Linked DNA regions of Mus musculus: region 1 is linked to region 2. A link is a contact called in ENCODE Hi-C or POLR2A ChIA-PET data. All regions are on one chromosome and are shown on one strand. The core of a region is the stretch at or near the end of the contact, and the rest is flanking DNA. Distances in the headings are between cores, read along the strand shown. Region 1 holds the start of AI661453 (expressed sequence AI661453). Region 2 holds the start of Guca1b (guanylate cyclase activator 1B).

Region 1 (4,874 bases), core at 1,094-3,593, 51 kb before region 2:
CTACCCACTGCCATCCCAGAATCCCCAACAACCCCAAACCTCCGTAACAAGGAGGTGGGTTTGTCCTGCCTGTGAGCACCCCAAGGGAGCACTGGAGAACACAGGAGAGCCAGGCTGATGTCCACCCCTTCCCAAACCCCAGCCCAGGCACGCACAGCCAAGCTGAGTCAGCTGAAGGCCCAGCCCTGCCCTGGGGACAGGGAGGAACTGTCCCCTAGACTCCTGCCCTGACTAGACTGCTAAGAGCTTACAAGGTATCCTGTCCCTCTTCTCTCTCCAGGCCTGATTCCGACCAACAGTCCGATCATCCAGACAAAATAGGGAGGAAATGTGAAGAGGCTGTTCCGAGACTCTTTGAAGAGAAAGGGGTGGTGGTGGTGGGTGGGGACTGGTTTTTCAGGCATTCACCCCCAAATCCCTTCCTCCAGAGAAAAATCAGAAAGCCTGCTAGAGTCGGGCTCTGCCTGGGTCCAGATGTTGGCTCTCTTGCCAGCAAGACTCTGGGGTACTGGAAATTCTCTCACTTGCTTGCTGGTGACAGCTACATGAGTTAGGTGTCTACTGAAGAGCATCTGTTCCTATGCGCTGGGAAAATCGCAGCTCTACCATTTAAATCTTGCGGTCTTGGACCAGGTCTGTAACATCCCTGTTCTTTGGCGTCCTCATCCAGAAAGCCAATAATAGCATCTTACACTAGACAGAGACTCAGTGAGTCAAAGATCAAACGTTTTAGGAGAGTTTGCACCTAGGAAAGGTGGGTGACAGTTTGCTATTGATGTCTTCCTTCAGGCCAAGGAAGGTGTTGGGGCATCCCAGAGTACACTTAGGGTTCACTTGCCAGCACTGGTATCTTCTTTGCCTAGACACGCCCCCACTTGGTCCTGCTCTCTTCCCCATTACTGAAACCTGTGCTCTGTCAGAGACAGCCTTCCCTCTCCACTCTGAGGCTAGGTTCCCCTCAGAAATGCCTCTTCTCTTTCTCATGCACCTAAAGGCTGTCTTCCAGCAGAGGCCCCCAAAGGGCAGGAGGGCATACTCTTAGTTTTGCTTGCCTGCTGGTGAGAGATCTTTAGGTCAGGGAAAGGTGACATCTTGTTCTTGCCCTGGCCCCCAATGTAATCATTTGGGTGTTGAACAGAACTCCAAGTACCATAAAGGTGATGAGGAAGGCAGGTAAAACTAGGGAGTGATTGGTGACACACCCCTGTCTCCCACTTCAGACACCAGAAGCATGGATCAAAAACAAGAAGTGAGTACCGTTCCCCCATTTTCCCGGGGTTCCCCCCAGTTAAGAGTGTATAAACTGGAGATTGACAAAGAGATAGGAGTGTCCCATAGCCGGAGCTGGGGAAGGGCCAATTTATTTCCAGTAGTTTGCAAAGACACACCACCCTTGATTCAAAGGGTCCGCACTCTCCTCTGTCCCACCTCTGACTCTTCAGTCCGAGACCATAGACAACCCAGATCCAAGAGGACCTGGGCAAGAGCATGTGACACTCAGCCCCCTTCCCTCCCCACCCCCAACCAAACCAAACAAAGCTAATTTGATGTCGCAAATGGCTGGCAATCTGCTAACAGTGGCCTGCTCGCTGACTTTCCTTTCTCAAACAGAACGAACGGCAAGGGCACCTGAGGCAGGCTCTCTCTGCGGGACAGAGGAAGCGGAAAGGACTAGGGACAGACGTCTAGATCTCTGACTCAGAATGCGGATATGTGGTAGGAGACACAGCAAAGACAGCCACACAAACAGAAACCCTACCAAAGGTTATGAAGGGAGACAGGGAACGGCAGGTGAGGGCGGCAAGGATCGGCGGCCTCACTTCAGGGGTTCCCTGCACCTCTCTGACTCGGGCTGCCGCGCCTCCTTCCCCTTCCCAGCATCTCCTCAGCCGGTCCACAGGTTCCAACGTGTCCCTGCCCCAGCCCGCTTTCCCAGCGCCCAAGTGACGCCAGAGCCAGGAGGGAAGAGGCGCCACGGGGAACTCTCCCTTGTTTTTTTTTTTTTTTTTTCCCCCAGCCGGGGTGCACTCACCAAAGTCCCTGGTTCCCTCCTCTTGGGCCTCGTGGGTGAAAATCCAGGGTGGATTGGTGGCGTAGAGGGACGTGGTGGAGGGGTGGGCGTGCTTCTTCCCAAAGAGTTTGCTGAAAGTGCCCTGCATGGTCTGGTTCTTTTTCATGCTGCTGCAGGCCGATCTGTCCCCGAGGGAAGGACCTTCCGTCCCTAGGCCTGTCCTGCTCCAGACTGAACCCCGCAGCGTCTTCCCAGGGGACACTAGCAGGCCATGGTCCCCAGCCGCGCTCCCCGCCCGCGCACCCGGCGACAGGTGGTGCGGGCGCCGCCGCCGCTCGCCTGGAAATGCGAGCTACCTGGACAGGTAAGAGGCTGCCGCCCGGAGCCGGCCCCGCCCCGCCGCCCAACTCCCCGGGCCACATTCCTGCCTCCTTCCACAACAGCCTATTGTTGGCACCGTGCGCTGCGCGGAGGACCTCGCCCGGCCCACGCCCTGCTGGGGAGCAGAGCCGCCCCCTGCCGCGGGTTCCCTACCGGCACGCCCGATCCACCCCCACTTTTTTTTTTTTTTTTTTTTTTTTTCTGGACCAGGAAAAGCCCAAGGCGAGTTCCTTGAGTCTGTGAGCCCTTCCTGAGCAGATCAGGGTGGACAGTTTAGAAATGACTTGCATCCCAGAAAAGTACCTGCCTGGCCAAGCTAGCATGGCCCAGAGCATCCCGTGGGCCCTCTGACATGTGTGAGGGAGACTTCGATGAATACAAATGATGAATACACAGGAAGTTAGAGGCCAGGTAGAGTTAAGAAATTTCTGCACATTTTTTTTCCTTTTTTTTTTTTTTTTGTTGTTGTTGTTGTTGTTGTTGTTGTTGTTGTTGTTGTTTTTTTGTTTTTCCGAGACAGGAGTGCTGGGATTAAAGGCTTGTGCCACCACCGCCCGGCTAATTTCTGTACCATTTTTTGTTTGTTTGTTTGTTCGTTTGTTTTTGGTTTTGTTTTTGTTTTCGAGACAGGGTTCCTCTGTATAGCCCTAGCTGTCCTGGAACTCACTTTGTAGACCAGACTGGCCTCAAACTCAGAAATCTGCCTGCCTCTGCCTCGAAAGTTCTGGGATTAAAGGCGTGTGCCACCATCGCCCGGCTAGTTTCTGTACCATTAGAGAACACAGGAAGAAACTATCCTCATGGTTAGGCCTCCATATATATTAATATACTAATATATTAAATATTTAACATATTCAATATATAATTATTTTATATATTTCATATTGTTTCTTGTTTATTATTTATATTGTGTATATTATTAATATATTAAAGATAATATATTTAATACATTATATAGTGTGTATATTAGAGAGACCCTGCCATATATGTCATATACATACATGTATGTATTATGTATGTATGTATGTATGCATCTATCTATCTATCTATCTATCTATGTATGGCAGGGTCTGTCTATTATGTAGCCATTGCTGTCCTGAAATTTGTAGACCAGGCTGGACTTGAACTTATGACTATCTCAACTCTGTCTCCCAAGTGCTGGGATTAAATGCTCAGACCACCAAGCCCGATCTTAATGTATATTTCATGAAATAAAATTTAGTCTTTGGCAATTTCATACATAAACAATGTGTCTTGAGCATATCATGCAGGCTATCCCTCTCCCACTCTTCCCTCCCATCCCTTTCTCCTCTTCATCATCCCTCCCCGCCCCCCTTTAAATCTACTGGGTCTAGTTAGTGCTGCCTATCAGAAAGTTGACTGATCTCATTGGCCTGAGCCTGTATGGATAACCACATTGTAGTCTGTTTCAGAACACAATGACCACGTCATGCCCTGAACACAGCTCTAGAAAATTTGGTATTTTATAGACACCAGATTCTTCTCTCCTGGAATATTCTTTTGAGACAAAATGTTACTTTGTAGCTCTGGCTGGCATGAAACTTTCTATATAGACCAAGCTGGCTTTAAATTCATAGAGATCTGCCTGCCTTTGCTCCCAAGTACTGGGATTAAAGGTATACTGCATGCCTGACTATGAATGTAATTTTTAGAAACCAGATTTGGGGGGGCTGAGGAGATGGCTCAGAAGTAAAGAGCCCTGGCTGTCTTTTCAGTTCCAAGCAACCACGTGGCAGTGGATAGTGATCTGTAGTTCCGGTTACAGGGGATCAGATGTGTGCACTGCACACACACAGGCAAATACTCATACACATTAAAATTTTATATATATATATATATATATATATATATATATATATATATATATATTTTTTTTTTTTTTTTTTTTTTCCCCCAGGCAGGGTTTCTCTGTGTAGCCCTGGCTGTCCTGGAACTTACTTTGTAGACCAGGCTGGTCTCAAACTCAGAAATCCACCTATCTCTGTCTCCTGAGTGCTGGGATTAAAGGCGTGCGCCACCACGCCCAGTTAAAGATATATTTTTTGAGATAGGGTCTTACTGTACAGCTGTGGTTGGCCTTGGGTTTACAGAGACCCACCTGCCTCTGCCTCCAGAAGATTAAAGGTGTGTGCCACCAGGCTAGGCATAAATAAAGTCTTTTAAATTTTTATTATTAGATGTGTATGGCTGTTTTATCTGCATGTACACATGTGACACGTGCTTGCTTGGTACCCTCAGAGGGTGAGGGTGGTAGGACTTGAACAAGTCTTCTGCAGGAACAAGTATGCATAACCTCAGAGCCAACTCTCCAGCCCCAGGAATAAAACCTTAAAAAAATATATTTGGAGCCAGCCTGGTGGTTCAGCCTCGTAATTCATCTATTTAGGCTGAAGTAAGAGGGCGTCAAGTTCAGAACTGCCTGAGTTACATAGCGAGTTCAAGACTAGCCCAGGCAACTTAG
Region 2 (4,641 bases), core at 269-2,768:
GCTGGAGGCTTAGCAGTTAGGGCAGGTGCTTAATTCTCTTCTCAGCACCTCTGCGGGCAGTTCATAACCACCTGTAAACCCCAGTTTCATGGGAACCACACTGCCCTCTTGTGGTCCCCTCAGGCACTGCATGCACATGCACACACCTATATATGATTTAAAATCATTGCAAACACTGTCTGTAGTGGCACCTACTTACTGTTTGTCTCTGTGCTGAGAGAATAGACACAGGAGGGGGTTGGAGCTCTAGGTAATGAGATGGTGTCACAGAAACAGGCTGGCTGCGCCCTAGGGACTGACACCTGAGGTCAATCTCTGGTCTCCGTATGCATACAAGTGTACCCCTCCATTCGTGAAGGATGCATGCTCTCTCTCTCTCTCTCTCTCTCTCTCTCTCTCTCTCTCTCTCTCTCACACACACACACACACACAATTATTATCTGTGCATTAAGTAATTCAGTGCCTTTTGGCTGCCGGTGCCACTGGAAGGCATTTGATTTGTGCAATTCCCCATGACTTAAAGCATGGAGGAGAAGGCTCAGTAGTTAATTAAGAGTACTTACTGGTCTATCTGAGGACTGGTGTTTGGAACCCACCCACCCTACATTGGGTAGCTTGAAAATATGTGTAACTAGCTCTGATGTATCTGATGCCCCCTTCTGGCCTCCATGGGTACCTATACAACTTCACAGACACACACACACACACACACACACACACACACACACACACACACACACACACACACTGTCAGCTATCCCTTCCATATATATTTTTTAAAAACTTGAAAGTGCTTTTGCAACTATCCACTCTCCTCCCAGGCAAGTGAAGCCCCTGCCAGCATCCCCCAGAGGGAAGAACGGAGCAGCCGCCATCTGAAGGATCCTGGCAAGGTGCTCTTGATCTGAGATAAGAGAGCTTTGGGATCTCTCTCTCCCTTGTACTGAGAGCAGCAGAGGTTCTATCGGGTTTGTAAAAGCATGTCCTTTTGCTGCAAAGCCTTGGCCTAAAAAGCCCAGAGAAAACCCAGACTGTGTGCCAGTGACCTTCGGCCCTCAGGAAGATGTGAGGAGCCAGTAAGAAGAAGGGAGGGACGAATGATGGAGGGCGGCGGGGAGGGTGGGGGCAGGAGGGATGGAGAGGAGGGCAGCTGAGCGGAACTGTAGTCTCACTGAACGGGTGGGTCACAGGTCCTCCCCTGCTGGGTTCCTTACCCCATTCTTGTCGAAGGCTCGGAACATGCTCTCTACATACTGGCTGGCCTCCTCATTGCCCGTGACCTTGAAGAAGCGCTTGAACTCGTGCATGAAGAGCGTCCCACTGGGACACTCCACGACAAACTTCTTGTACCACTCCTGCAACTCCGCCACATCCATCTCCCCGGCCGCCTCCGCCTCTTCCCAGCTCAGCTGCTGCCCCATCCCGGCTTTTAGAAAGAGACTCAGCCAGGCCCGCTACCTCCTCCAAGTCCTCCGCTGACCTTAGGCTCCTCTCTCCTTGGTCTGAGCAGCCCTTTCACTGTCTCGGGGAAACTGAACTTGATTGGTTGTGAAGGGACCTCCAGAAGGGAGGGGCAGACCCCGGGCAGCTTAGCGGTGTAAAGACCATTAGGAGATTCCTGGGGAGGTCTGACCTCCAGAAAGCTAAGCTTCCTCTGCCTCGCCCCTCCACAGGTCCAGTGAGAGGCAGGCTATGAGGGTAAGAGCCTGGGGGATGGGGTGGGGTGGGGGCAGGGCTCTTGGTCCACCAGTGTCTGCAGCTCCCTTACAGACCATGCCTGAATCTTGAAGGACAGATGCGTCTCTCCAGCCCTTCTCTCCGTGATTGCTCCCATCCACTCCTGAGCACTAACCCGCGGGCAGGACCCAGGAGAGTGGTCCACAGTGTCTGCAAGGGCTCTGATACTAAAGGCCACATGACCTTGCTTTAAGCAGCGGTTACACATTCACTAGGTTGACCAAGCACATAGTTATTACATGCTGAATCAAGTACATATTCATTGCTCATGACTATAATCCCAGCACTGGAGAAGCAGAAGGGTCTCGAGTTCAAAACCACTCTGGGTTGCCCTGTTGACACAGGGGGACACTCCCACTCCCACCGCATCAATAACAAAAACAACCAAAGTAGATATTTATGCTATCTTTTAGATTTCATTTTTTGAGACAGGTTCTCACGTTGCAGTTCTGGCTAGCCTTGAATTCACTATGTAGACCAGAAAGGCCTTGAACTCACAGAGATCTACCTGTCGTCTCTAACTCTCAAATGCTGGGTGCTGGGATTAAAGGTGTTTCCTACCATGCTTGGCTAGATCTTATTTTTATTTTATGTAAAGAAGTGTGTGTGTGTGTGTGTGTGTGTGTGTGTGTGTGTAGCATCACATGTGTGCAGTGCTCATAGAGGCCAGAAGAGGTTGTCAGGTCCCCCAGACTGGAGTTAATTCATTGTGAGTCACCATGTGGGTGCTGGAAACTGAATCTGGGTACTCTGCAAGAACAAGTGTTTTTTTAATTATTGAGCCATCTCTCCAACATTTGTGCTTATTTTATTTTTTTTAAAAATGTGTTTTTATTATTTTAAAAATGTATGTGTGTGTGTATGGTGAGGGTTGTGCTCATGAGAGTGCAGTGCCCACTGAGGCCAGAAGAGGGCGGTAGATCTCTTGGAGCTGGAGTCACAGGCAGTTGTGAACCACCTAACATGTGTGCTCATATCGGAACTCAGGTCCTCTACAAGAGCAGAACAAGCTCCTAACCACTGAGCAATACCTCCAGCCCATTAGAACCTATGTTGGTTTTTAAGCCGTGTGAAGTAGTGCACACTTGTGAGCCTGTCCTTGGGATGGATGCTCATTGTGGAATTGGCCTGACCTCATGGCTCAGTGATCTTTGTCACCTGACACCCTGATTCCTTTGAATCTCACCATTAGTCTCCAGGTAAGGCCTCTACCTCCACTGTCATCCTTTCCAGGACTAGACACGTTTTCTCCCATGTCCCACATTTCTCTGGGCCTGAGGTTTGGGCTGGTGCTTTCCTTGTGCCCCACTGTTGTCTGCAATGGCCCCTGTCCCTCCTCAAACCACCTGCCCCAAGGCTGGAGAAGATGGCTCAGTAGTTAAGAGTCCTTTCTACTCTTCTGAAGAGACTGAGTTGGGTTCCCATTAACCACACTGAACAGTTTACAACTAACTGCCTGTGATTCCAGTTTCAGGGGGCTCCAATGCCTCTTCTGGCTTCTGCAGGCACCTGATATACATACCATCAAACACACACACCTAAGTAAAAATGAGGAAGAATGTAAATGTCTGTCCCTTTGAAGCCATGCCTTGCTGTTTTACTTTTTTCCCTCTCTGTCCTTCAACAGGGATGTCCCTGACTCAGGCAGCATTCCCATGACTGCCAAGTGAATGACTGGCCCTGCCCATGCCAACTCATGGGCCCTTGGCTTCCTCGGTTGTTTTTTGTTTGCTTAGCTAATTCTTTTGGGTCTGTGTGAGTACAGGCACACATGTACACAGCGTGTGCACGTAGAGGTCAGAGGGCATTTGCAGGAGTTGTCTGCTCCCTTTACCTCGTTGACTTAGGGTCTCTCTTATTTCTGCTGTTCTGTTTCCTATCCCTGCAAATTTCTAGAAGACTCTCCTGTCTTCCCATCTCCTAGTGCCGGGAAAGCAGATACATACCACTGCAGCCAGCCTGAGCTCAGAACACCAGGTTTGTGCCAACCAGCCCTTTTGCCTACTGAGCCACCTTTCTGCCCTCTACCCACTTAGCTCTAAAGAGCGTGGCCACCTCCCCCATTCACCCATGGTCCCAACAGCAGCCATCTCTGGGAATTTGTTACTCATGGAACTTCTCAGGCGTCCACTCCCAGTAAGCTGGCTCAGGAAGCTCCGGTGGAGCCTAGCACTGTTCCAGAAAGGCCCGCAGGGCTCCCAAACACCCTGCAGTGTGAAAGCATGGGGCTCCCCCATGCTCCTTCGACTGTCTGTCTCGTGCCTCCTCTTCTTCACTCACTTACACTAATTCCATCAATCCAGTGATCCCCCAACCCATTGTGCTTGCAACCTGTCGCTCCGTGTGCTTCTCCTTTGTCATCTGGCTCATTTCCTTCTTCTGATGCAGGCTCAGCACTCCGGGTGCTTCTCCCCTGGGGCTCAGTCCTCTCTGTCTCTCTTTCTCTATGTAATCCTCACTTGGCCAGGTTGGCCTTCACTGAAGCTGTCTCCTCCCTGTGGGCTATACAACCCTCCACCCCCGAAGCAAGTGGGGTTGACTGGAGAGAGTAGAAGTCCTAAATTCAATTCCCAACAACCATTTGAAGGCTCACAACTATCTGCACAATTACAGTGTGTACTCAGATACATAAATAAAAAAAATTTTTTAAGTAATTGTAAGAAGAAGAGAATTGTATGTAGGTCGATAATCCCAGCCACTTAGGAGGCACGCACAGAAAAGTATATGTTGGAGGCCTAAGTGAAACTTTTGGAGAGAGAGAGAGAGAGAGAGAGAGAGAGAGAGAGAGAGAGAGAGAGAGAGAGAGAGAGGCTTAACTTGGTAGTGAGCTCTTCCTAGCCTGTGTGAGGGTCCTGGGTTCAATCTTCAGTATCCAGGAGGAAGGGAGAATTCTATGAATGAAAC

The links. Hi-C counts contacts between places; a loop is a spot of excess contacts on that map. ChIA-PET counts read pairs that join two places held with the same protein, here RNA polymerase II (POLR2A).
Region 1: POLR2A ChIA-PET joins it to region 2 with 14 read pairs in Patski. The contact joins the promoter of AI661453 here to the promoter of Guca1b in region 2. A Hi-C loop is called at or near these places in 1 of 37 maps with a recorded cell type or tissue (CH12.LX). POLR2A ChIA-PET finds 5 or more read pairs at or near these places in 3 of 5 experiments (Patski and embryonic stem cell).

What each region holds. Positions count from the first base shown.
Region 1 is chr17:47,434,108-47,438,981 of GRCm38, reverse strand. AI661453 (expressed sequence AI661453) reads right to left here and starts at 2,343. Exons shown (of 5, transcript NM_145489.2): 1 at 2,033-2,343. The coding sequence starts at 2,177. It also overlaps a transcript of 1700001C19Rik not described here.
Region 2 is chr17:47,382,270-47,386,910 of GRCm38, reverse strand. Guca1b (guanylate cyclase activator 1B) reads right to left here and starts at 1,518. Exons shown (of 4, transcript NM_146079.1): 1 at 1,215-1,518. The coding sequence starts at 1,421.